Linked DNA regions of Homo sapiens: region 2 is linked to region 1. Evidence: read pairs that join two places in POLR2A ChIA-PET (ENCODE). Cell type or tissue: OCI-LY7. All regions are shown on one strand. Each heading gives the region's core, and the rest is flanking DNA. Links, peaks and the distances in the headings are about the cores only.

The links. Peaks named below come from ENCODE experiments on the same cell type or tissue, not always from the same donor. Only the 100,000 strongest peaks of a DNase experiment are listed, where the experiment ranks them.
Region 2: POLR2A ChIA-PET joins it to region 1 with 6 read pairs; 3 of 35 experiments call an interaction of 5 or more read pairs at or near these places.

What each region holds. Positions count from the first base shown.
Region 1 is chr19:43,723,039-43,728,415 of GRCh38, forward strand. SMG9 (SMG9 nonsense mediated mRNA decay factor) reads right to left here. Exons shown (of 14, transcript NM_019108.4): 14 at 4,945-5,377. Among named protein-coding and RNA genes, the nearest start is that of IRGC, 9.7 kb to the left of the region's middle. In OCI-LY7, for the core only: a CTCF peak has its summit at 719 (motif pointing left); a DNase peak (open chromatin) is centred at 2,593.
Region 2 is chr19:43,806,876-43,812,252 of GRCh38, forward strand. It overlaps a transcript of LYPD5 not described here. Among named protein-coding and RNA genes, the nearest start is that of LYPD5, 7.1 kb to the left of the region's middle. In OCI-LY7, for the core only: CTCF peaks have their summits at 3,114 (motif pointing left) and 3,322; a DNase peak (open chromatin) is centred at 3,106.

The DNA of each region.
Region 1 (5,377 bases), core at 119-5,118:
GTGGGAGGATCACTTGGGCCTCAGAGGTCAAGGCTGTAATGGGCCATGATCGTGCCACTGCACTCCAGCCTGGGTGACAGAATGAGATCCTATCTCAAAAAAAGAAAAAATAGGCTGGGCGCAGTGGCTCACGCCCGTAATCCCAGCATTTTGGGAGGCCGAGGTGGGCGGATTACTTGAGGTCAGGAGTTCAAGACCAGCCCGGCCAACATGGTGAAACCCCATCTCCATCTCCACTAAAAACACAAAAATTAGCTGGGCGTGGTGGCAGGCACCTGTAATCCCAGCTACTTGGGAGGCTGAGGCAGGAGAATCGCTTGAACCCAGTGGGCATAAGTGGCAGTGAGCCGAGATCATGCCACTGCACTCCAGCCTGGGCAAAACCCCATCTCAAAAATAAATAAATAAATAAATATGAAAGATGTGGATACAGAAGTCAATGCCCTTTAGTTTGGCAGCACAGGGATTGGTGAGAAGGACTTAATGTGGCTCTTTCTGGTAAGGCTGGATAGAATTCTTGCGTACGTGTCTTTTCCAATAGACAAAGTCGCCAGGCTGCAGATCATGGTGTTGTAGGTCTTTGTCTCCTATGATTGTGCTGTGGAAAGATTGTTCTATCAAAATATGATTTCTATCCATTGCTTTATTAATGCCTTTACCTTAGTAAGGCTTTATTAATATTGAAGTATGTCTGTTTTGTTTTTTTTTGTTTTTTTGTTTTTGTTTTGAGACAGTGTCTCCCTCTGGTGCCCAGGCTGGAGTACGGTAGCGGGATCTTGGCTCATTGCAACCTCTGCCTCCCGGTTGAAGTGATCGTCCCGTCTCAGCATCCCGAGTAGCTGGGACTACAGGTGCACACACAACTACACCCAGCTAATTTTTGTGTTTTTGTAGAGACAGGGTTTTGCCATGTTACCCAAGCTGGTCTCGAGCTCCTGGACTCAAGCGATCCCCTTGCTTCAGCCTCCCAAAGTGTTAGGATTTTACGAGTGTGAGCCACTGCACCCAGATGGATATGTCTCCTTTTATCAATTAAGGGTCAAAAGCAGAGGAGGCCAAGTGCATAGGATGGCCTGTGACTATTTCCAAAGGTGAAAGTTTATGAGCCCCAAAGAGAGTGGCCCTTAGATTTAATAATACCAAAGGAGGAACTTAGGTCAAGGAAGGTGTAGATAAATTCTGCCAACTGGGTTTTTTGTTTTTTTGTTTTGAAATGGAGTCTCACTCTATCACCTAGGCTGGAGTGCAGCGGCTTGATCTCAGCTCACTGCAACCTCTGTCCCCTGGGTTTGAGCAATTCTCCTGCCTCAGCCTCCCAAGTAGCTGGGATTATAGGCGTGTACCACCACACCTGGCTAATTTTTGTATTTTTAATAGGGATGGGGTTTCACCATGTTGGCCAGGCTGGTCTTGAACTCCTGATCTCAAGTGATCTGCCTGCCTCAGCCTTCCAAAGTGCTGGGGTTACAGGGGTGAGCTACTGTGCCCGGCCATCCAACTGGGTTTTTATAGTTCCCCTTGTTTGTTCCACTGAGCCAGAAGATTGGGGATTGTAGACAGTGGAAATGCTGAGAAATTGGCCAAACTGAACTCACTTGTTTTATTATATGGCCAGTAAAATGGGCTCCTGATCACGATGTACTTCAAGGGGAGTTCCCTAGGTGGGAATACTTTTTTTCCAGGAGAATTTTGGCCACAGCTGAAGCAGTGGCTTGTCTACCAGGAAAGCCTCTACCCAATAGGAGAATGTGCAAACTGTTACTAGTACATATATATATATATATATATATATACACACACACACACACACACACACACACACACACACACGGAAGTGGGTAGTTGGATAAAATCCATTTGCCAAACCTTGAAGGGCCCATTAGGTAGATTAAAATGTCCAGGATCGGGATGTACACATTTTCCTGAGTTAAACTTACGGCAGGTGGCACAAGTGCCAAATAGGCTTTTTTTTTTTTTTTTGGCAGCTTTTTTTTTTTTTTTTTTTTTTTTTTTTGAGAGAGGGTCTCATTCTGTCACTCAGACTGGAGTGCAATGGCACGATCTCCACTCACTGCAGCCTTGATCTCCTAGGCTCAGGTGACTCTCCCACCTCAGCCTCCCCAGTAGTTGAAACTACTTATTTTGATATTTTTAGTAGAGACACGATTTCCCTATGTTGCCCAGGCTGGTCTCGAACTCCTGGACTCAAGCAATCCGCCCCCTTCGGCCTCCCAGAGTGCTGGGATTACAGGCCCGAGAGCCACTGCACTTGGCCAGTACAGCTTCTTTTAATGTCACTCCCCCTAATATTGTTTCATAAAACAATTTGTAAGTTCCCCAGTGGGTCAGATTATGTACTGTAGTTAAGAATATTGACTTGGAGAGAACTGGTTATCAGGCCTTAAACACAGCTTTTTTTTTTTTTTTTTTTTTTTTTTCAAATCATTGAACTAGCAGTGTGATCTTTCCAATTTTGTTCTTCCGTTTCTGGTGCCCAATTTTGTGCATCTTTGGTAATCATTTTTAGATCACCTTTTGGTGGCTCTTTTAGCTGGGCCTCAAGAGAGATTTGAGGAACCGAACCTTTAACAGCAGCATCCTTTGCGGCATTATCAGCCAAGACTGTTTCCTCTAGCTTCCGCAGAGGTTAACCTTGAATGTCCGGGAGTTTCCATAATAGCCAAGGCAGCTGGCAGCTGGATGGCATCCAGTAAGTCCCGTACATAGGATCCATTTTTAATTTGACCTCCAGTGGACGTGAGTAAACCCCTTCATTTCCATAGCAGTCCAAAATCAGGAGCAACCCCAAAGGCATATCTACTATCTGTATAGAGTAACAGATTGCCCTTTCACGAGGAGGCCAGCAAGGGCAGTGAGTTTAGCTTTTCGTGCAAAAGTAGCCACAGGGGCCAGGCGCAGCAGCTCACACCTGTAATCCCAGCACTTTGGGAGGCCGAGGTAGGCAGATTACTTGAGGTCAGGAGTTCAGGAAGACTGGCCAACATGACGAAACCCTGTCTCTACTAAAAATACAAAAAAATTAGCTGGGCATGGTGGTGGGTGCCTGTAATCCCAGCTACTCGGGAGGCTGAGGCAGGAAAATTGCTTGAATCCAGTGGGCAGAGGTTGCAGTGAGCTGAGATTGCGCCACTGTACTCCAGCTTGGGCAACAGAGCAAGACTCCATCTCAAAAGAAAAAAAAAAAAGTAGCCACAGGTAAGGGGCGGCTTCAGCAACTTCGAAGGAAGTGGTAACTACATATCTTACACAGTTTTTACCATTGTCATCTTTCAGATACGATCCATCTATATCCATAGTTCAGCCAGTTCAGCATTATCTAGCGGAAATTCTTGTAAACATTTTTTAGGGAATCAAAAGATAGTGTCAAACAGTCATGGAGAGCTGTGTGCAGTGGCTCACACCTGTAATCCCAGCACTTTGGGAGGCCAAGGTGGGTGGATCACCTGAGGTCAAGAGTTCGAGACCAGCATGGCCAACATATAGTGAAACCCCATCTCTATTAAAAATACAAAAAATTAGCCAGGGGTGGTGGCGGGCACCTGTAATCCCAGCTACTCGGGAGACTGAGGCTGGAGAATCACTTGAACCCGGGAGGCCAGAGGTTGCAGTGAGCCGAGATTGCGCCACTGCACTCCAGCCTGGGCAACAGAGCTAGACTCCGTCTCAAAAAAAAAAAAAAAACAACCTGTGGGCCTATGCCTGTATTCCCTTAGGCTTTCCCATGGTGGTTGTGGATTGGCTATTTTAAAGAAAACACGCTTGAAGGGGGAACTTATTTACATCGCTCTGATGTTGACCATCCCATAGGGCCATGGTCAGCCACTGTAGGATGTTGTTGGATTTTGGATTGGTGAGATGAGGAACAAGTGGGCTAAACTGCAAGCCACAAGGGGAAGGGGAAGTTTTACTAGGCCAAGGTGATGAGGTTTCGTTGAGTTTCAAACAATGTATGTCAGGCCTAAAAGTGGATGCCAAGGCAGCAAGTATATTGTAACACATTTATGACAGGCATGCAGAGGGATTGGAGAATGGGTAACTCAGGGTGAAAATACTCCCTCCCCTGTTCTGCTAAGGGTCACCACGTTCTGAAGCTGGAGAACTAGGGGTCAGGCAACCCATGGCAAGTACAGCCCAGCCAGCCCTCAGCCAGTTCAAGATACTGATGCTGTCGTGAGAGGCAGCCAGGGCTCTGACGGAGGCCCGCAAGATGGGGAATCTGCCAGCAGTTGCTGCCAAGTTGCAGGCCACACTTTGTTCACGGGAGAATGCAGGCTGCACGCTGGCACTACCAAGGGCACAGGCTCAGGCAAGTTGACCTGTCAATATCATGAGAGGCTACGAAATAAAGACCCTAACTCAGCCTGCATGGCTGTGATAGAAATGGCTGTGGACCCTACACCCTACCCGCACCCACGGTCATCATCAGACCGGCCAGGCATAGGCACGCCCACTTTTTAGGCTGACAAGTACCTCCAGCAGGTGCTGCTGGACCGTTACATCCTCATTATCATTGCATCAGAGCATTTGACCACCGGCCATGCCCAGCTGGCTCGCGAGATCCTGCAGCAGGGCGTTTCTCCTTCCTCTGCTCCAAGATGGAGTTTGCCACCCCCAAAGCTGCCACCCCAGCACCTTCTCTGAGGAGAGTGGGCTCAGCCAGATCCTGGATGGCTGTCAACAGTAGCTGGAAGGTCAGGGACATGCTCTGGGGTACTGGTGGCAGAGAAGGAGAGCCTGGACCCTTGAGATACTGCCCACCCCTTCCCCTTCGTCTTCCAGCAGAGGCCCAGAGTGGGAAAAGAGGTCACCCCCGGTACCAGCGCATGACTGAACTAGACTTTGTAGTGAAATAATGCTTTTTAGCTGCCATTCCCTAACAGTCGGCACTTCTCAGTCACTGGTGATAGAGACCAATCGCTTGCATTAAGGAGAAAGAGTATGTATTGGCTCATTTATTTGCAAAGTTAGAGGATTGCAAAATGCTATGTGCCCAATGCAGACCTGGCACCTGTGGATGATGGTGGCATTTAACATTTATTGAGGCTCAGCATAGGTCAGGCACTGATATGGTTTGGATCTGTGTCCCCACCAGATCTCATGTCAACTTGTAGTTTGTAGTCACCACTGTTGGAGGTGGGGCCTGGCGGGAGGGACGGCATCATGGGGGTGGTTTCTCATGGTTCAGCGCCAGCCCCTTGGTACTGTCCTCACAATAGTGAATCTGTTGTAAGAGCTCGTGGTTTCAAAGTGTGTGCCACCTGCCCCCTCTTGCTCCTGCTCTGGGCATGTGAAGTACCTGCTCCCAGTTCACCTTCCGCCATGATTGTAAGTTTCCTGAGGCCTCCCCAGAAGCCGA
Region 2 (5,377 bases), core at 61-5,060, 84 kb after region 1:
TGGTGCTCAAAAGGTTGAGGACCGCTGCTCTAGATAACTCATATAAGTGAAGTCATATAGTACTTGTCCTTTAGTGACTGGCTTATTTCACTTAGCATAATGTCCCGAAGGTATAACCATGTTGTATGTAGCATGTGTCAGAATTTCCTTCCTTTTAAAGGCTGAACAATATCCCATTGTGTGGATACACCGCATTCTATTTATTCATTCATCCTTCCATCAATGGACACTGGGGTTGTTTCGCCTCTGGGCTATTGTGAGTAATGCTGTTATGAATATGGCTGTACAAATATCTGTTTGGGACCCTGCTTTGAATTTTTTTGGTTATTATATCAAATCATTTTGAATGTTGCACGCTCTTGTGGAAGTGCCCCTCACCTCATTTTCTTTCTTTTCTTTTCTTTTCTTTTTCTTTTTTTTTTTTGGCAGAGTTTCGCTCTTGTTACCCAGGCTGGAGTGCAATGGTGTGATCTCAGCTCACTGCAACCTCCGTGTCCCAGGTTCAAGCGATTCTCCTGCCTCAGCCTCCTGAGTAGTAGCTGAATTTACAGGCGCCTGCCACCACGCCCAGCTAATTTTTGTGTTTTTAGTAGAGATGGGGTTTCACCATTTTGGCCAGGCTGGTCTCGAACTCCTGATCTCAGGTGATCCGCCTGCCTCGGCCTCCCAGAGTTGGGATTACAGGTGTGAGCCACCGCGCCTGGCCCACCTTCTAATTTTCAAATAATTTGTGATAGCTGTGCTCACCTGTGTTGTTGCAGGCTAGGCTCTCCTGGGAGGCAGATTGTGAGGCTGAGATTAGCATGCAGGACCTTGGGATCAATAGCTGCATAAAGGAGGCAAAGGAAACTGGATTTTGAGCAGAGGGTGAGATTGGGTCCTGATTCAGTCAATCCAAGGGTTCAGTGCACCCCAGGGGGAGGTCTGGCACTGGGCTTCTGGGTTCTGATCAGCTGAGGCAATGCCCAAGGGGCTGACATCAGAAGCAGCTGTCAGAGTCCTTCATTCCTAAAGAGATCTTGGTGGCAAATCACAGCATCCACCACATTCTACTCATTTCTTTGTTTTAGTGTATTTTTCTCCATCTCCAGTGTATTTTTTCCACCTCTTTGAAATAAACATTAATTACAGAATCCTTTGAGATTAAACAAAGTTACCTGATCTGGTCATTTATTCCTCAGTTGAAAAAATTGATGTGAAACTACTTTTCTGTCTACCGTTACTGTCTTTTGGAAGTTAAATGCTCTTTTTTTTGAGACAGAGTCTCACTCTGTTGCCTAGGCTGGAGTGCAGTGGCGTGATCTTGACTCACCACTGCCTCCCAGGTTCAAGTGATTCTTATGTCTCAGCCTCCGGAGAGGCTGGGATTACAGGTGTCTGCCACCACGCCTGGCTAATTTTTGTATATTTAGTAGAGACGGGGTTTCACCATGTTGGCCAGGCTGGTCTCGAACTCCTGACCCCAACTGATCCACTGGCCTCAGCCTCCCAAAGCATTGAGGTTACAGGCGTGAGCCACTGCACCCAGCCTAACTGCTCTTATTTAAGGTGAATAATTTTTAAGAGTTTAAATTTAAGGGTTTAATATTTAAATATTCACATCTAAAGAGTTTAATATTTAAATTAGGTGGCTGGGTACCTGGATTGACGAAAAGAACATGTAATTAAAGGGTTCGTTTATTCTCCATTTTTCCTGTCTTCCAGTTATTTCTTGAATTTTCTTTTCTTGGCTTACCCAAAAGTGGAAGGAGTAAATTCATGGTCTGTTCTGCTCAATAATTAATGGATCTGTGCTACATTCTGCCAAAATAGCAGCTGTGGAAATTTTTTCCCCTTGCAACTTTGTTTTTCTCAAAAATTCATTCAATGATCCACTTTGTTTCATAATAGCTTTCCATTTTCTGGTCCTGATTATTTTTTGTCCTTGATAGACATCGAATAAGGTTAATATTTTATCTTAGAATTTTAGCATCTTACAATACTATGTAGGCAACAAATCATTAAATTTTCATAAGTTTATTTTTATACTGATGAAATTTCTAAAGCAATAATAAGCAACTACTATAATAGTATAATTAACAGACTTGCATAATACTCTTTAATTTCAACCCACACACATTCTTTGTGGATGATTAATGGTAACCGGATATTAGTTTGTTGTGTTATTGTTGTTGTTGTTTTGAGACAAGAGTCTTGCCCTGTCACCCAGGCTGGAGTGCAACGGCGTGGTCTCGGCTCACTGCAACCTCCACCTCCCGGGTTCAAGTGATTCTCCTGCCTCAGCCTCCCGAGTAGCTGGGATTACAGGCGCCCGCCACTACACCCGGCTAATTTTTGCATTTTTAGTAGAGACTTGGTTTCACCACGTTGGCAGGCTGGTCTCGAACTCCTGACCTCGTGATCTGCCCACCTCAGCCTCCCAAAGTGCTGGGATTACATGTGTGAGCCACTGCACCTGACCGGATATTATTATACAGTGATTTGTGCCAAGTGAAAGGACTTGTAGATTTATTTATTTATTTAAGACAGAGCTTCGTTCTTGTCACCCAGGCTGGAGTGCAATGGCGAAATCTTGGCTCACTGCAACCTTCGCCTCCCGGGTTCAAGCGATTCTCCTGCCTCAGCCTCTGTAACTGGGATTACAGGCGACTGCCACCACGCCCGGCTCATTCACTGGGCTAATTTTTGGTATTTTTAGTAGAGACAGGGTTTCACCATGTTGGTCACTCTGGTTTTCAACTCCTGACCTCAGGTGATCCACCCGCCTTGGCCTCCCAAAGTGCTGGGATTACAGGCGTGAGCCACTGTGCCTGGCCAGGACTTGTAGATTTAAACATAGAATTCAACAATTCCAGTCTGGTAGAGTAAATAATTAGATGAAAATATGAACTGCAATATGAAATACTGAATACAGACAATGTGCTGGCACCATTAGGGACTTTAACAAAATGTTCTGCATATCAGGTGGAAGAGCAGCTCATTGTTTAGAAGCACAGACTATTTTAAATGACATAAAATCAACACGTCTTTCCATTTCAAAACCAATGTCTCCTTAGTATATGGAAGTAGAATGGTAGCTACCAACCCTCTTGGAACAAGACACTTTACTGCCATCTGCTGGAACATAGTTGCAATAAATTGTAAATCACTTTTGCAACCGTCAATAGCATGCACAATACATAATAATTTTCAAAAAGTTGTTTTCAAAATAGTAAAGATGTCTGTGATATGAATAGCACCTCCTTAGGTGTAGTGTTCTTGTGCAGTGCCCAACATGAACAACTGCACATGGTGACAGTAGAATCATGGCATCTGCAAAACAAAATCCATTTTACTTTTTCCTCTCCAATCTTTATGCCTTTTTTTTCTTTTTCTTGCCTTATTGTATAGGCTAGAACTCCCAGTACATGATTGAATAGAATTAATGAGAGTAAACATGCTTGTCTTGCTACTGATGTTATATAGTCGTGTGTTTTTTTTAGACAGGGTCTTTCTCTGTTACCCAGGCTGGAGTGCGCTGGCATCATCATGGGTCACTGCAGCTTCAACTTGCTGGGCTCAAGTGATCCTCCCTCCTCAGCCTCTTGAGTAGCTGGGACCACAGTTGCATGCCACTGTGCCTGGCTAATTTTGCTAGTTTCTACCCTTCCCTTCCGTTCCCTCCCCTCCCCTCCCCTCCCTTCCCCTCCCCTCCCCTCCCCTCCCTTCCCCTCCTCTCCCCTTTCTTTCCCTTCCCTTCCTTTCTTTCCGTTTTTCTTTCTTTCTTTCTTTTTTTTGGACAGAGTCTCGCTCTGTTGCCCAGGCTGGAATGCAGCGATCTTGGCTCACTGCAACCTCTGCCTCCTGGGTTCAAGTGATTCTCCTGCCTCAGCTTCCCAAGTAAGCTGGGATTACAGGGGCCTGCCACCACGCCTGGCTAATTCTTTGTACTTTTAGTAGAGATGCGGTTTCACCACGTTGGCCAGGCTGGTCTTGAACTCCTGACCTTAGGTGATTCACCTGCCTCGGCCTCCCAAAGGACTGGGATTACAGGCGTGAGCCACTGCGCCCAGCCTAACAGAAAAATATTTTTTAAATAATAGTAAATATATACCAGACCACCCACAGCGTGATCAAACACCTTTCTTTGGCAGCATTTGTGTAGTTTCTAATACAGCTTTAAAATATGTTCATAAAGAATTATTAAATATCCTTTGTATTTATATTTTATTTAGAGCCTGGAGAAGGCTCTAAATAAAAGGTGAGAGGTGAATATTTTGAGTTAACTTGATATAAGCAAGGTTTCACAGATTAACTTTGAAATATAGGATGACATGGGGCTGGGTGCCATGGCTTATGCCTGTAATCCCAGCATTTGGGAGGTTGAGGCAGGATGACTATGACAGCTTGAGCCCAGGAGATTGAGGGAAAAAAAAATGGATAACATGGAATAGTTGAGAAACGTGACATCATGAAAATAAAGGTGATTTTTCTAAATTTTATTGCAAACAAATTTAAAGGTATGAAAGTGTTGAAAAATTAGCTCATCAGCTGGGCACGGTGGCTCACGCCTGTAATCCCAGCACTTTGGGAGGCCAAGGCGGGCAGATCACCTGAGGTCAGGAGTTCAAGACCAGACTGGCCAACAGGGCGAAACTCTGTCTCTACTAAAAATACAAAAATTAGCCTGATGTGGTGGTGGGCACCTATAATCCCAGCTACCTGGGAGGCAAAGGCAGGAGAATGGCTTGGACCTGGAAGGCGGAGGTTGCAGTGAGCAGAGATCACGCCACTGCCCTCTAGCCTGGGTGACAAAGGGAGAAAGAAAGAAAGAAAGAAAGAAGGAAAGAGAGAAAGAAAGAGGGAAGGAGAGAGGGAGGGAGGAAGGAAGGAAGGGAGGGAGGGAGGGAGGAAGGCAGGCAGGAAGACTCATTGATCATCCATATAGCAATTATGTGGATCAAAATTGTCAACATTTGCCATATTTGCTTATTCTATCTCTATCTTCTGTGTCAGCCTCTGGTGCATAGGAAACCACAAGCAAAATGTAGGGGCTTAAAACATCAAGCATTTTACCCCTCTCCAAATCCTGTGTGTCTCTTGGGTTGTTCTTCTGATATGGGCTGGCTTGACTGATTTCTGCTGGGCTCTGTCATGTGCTTGTGGTCAGCTGGAGGGTTGGGTGGTGGCTGGATGACCCAGAATGGTCTCACTCACAAGACTGGCTGTCAGGCAGGCCTCAGTTCTCCTCCAAATGGCTAGCTTGAACTTTATCACATGGGAGTTGCAACGTTCCAAAGGGGAGCAAAAAAGAGCAACCCCTAATAAGCAGGTGCTTTTCATGCCTTTGCTTATGTTATGTTTGCTAATGTCCCATGTCCCATTGGCCACAGCAAGT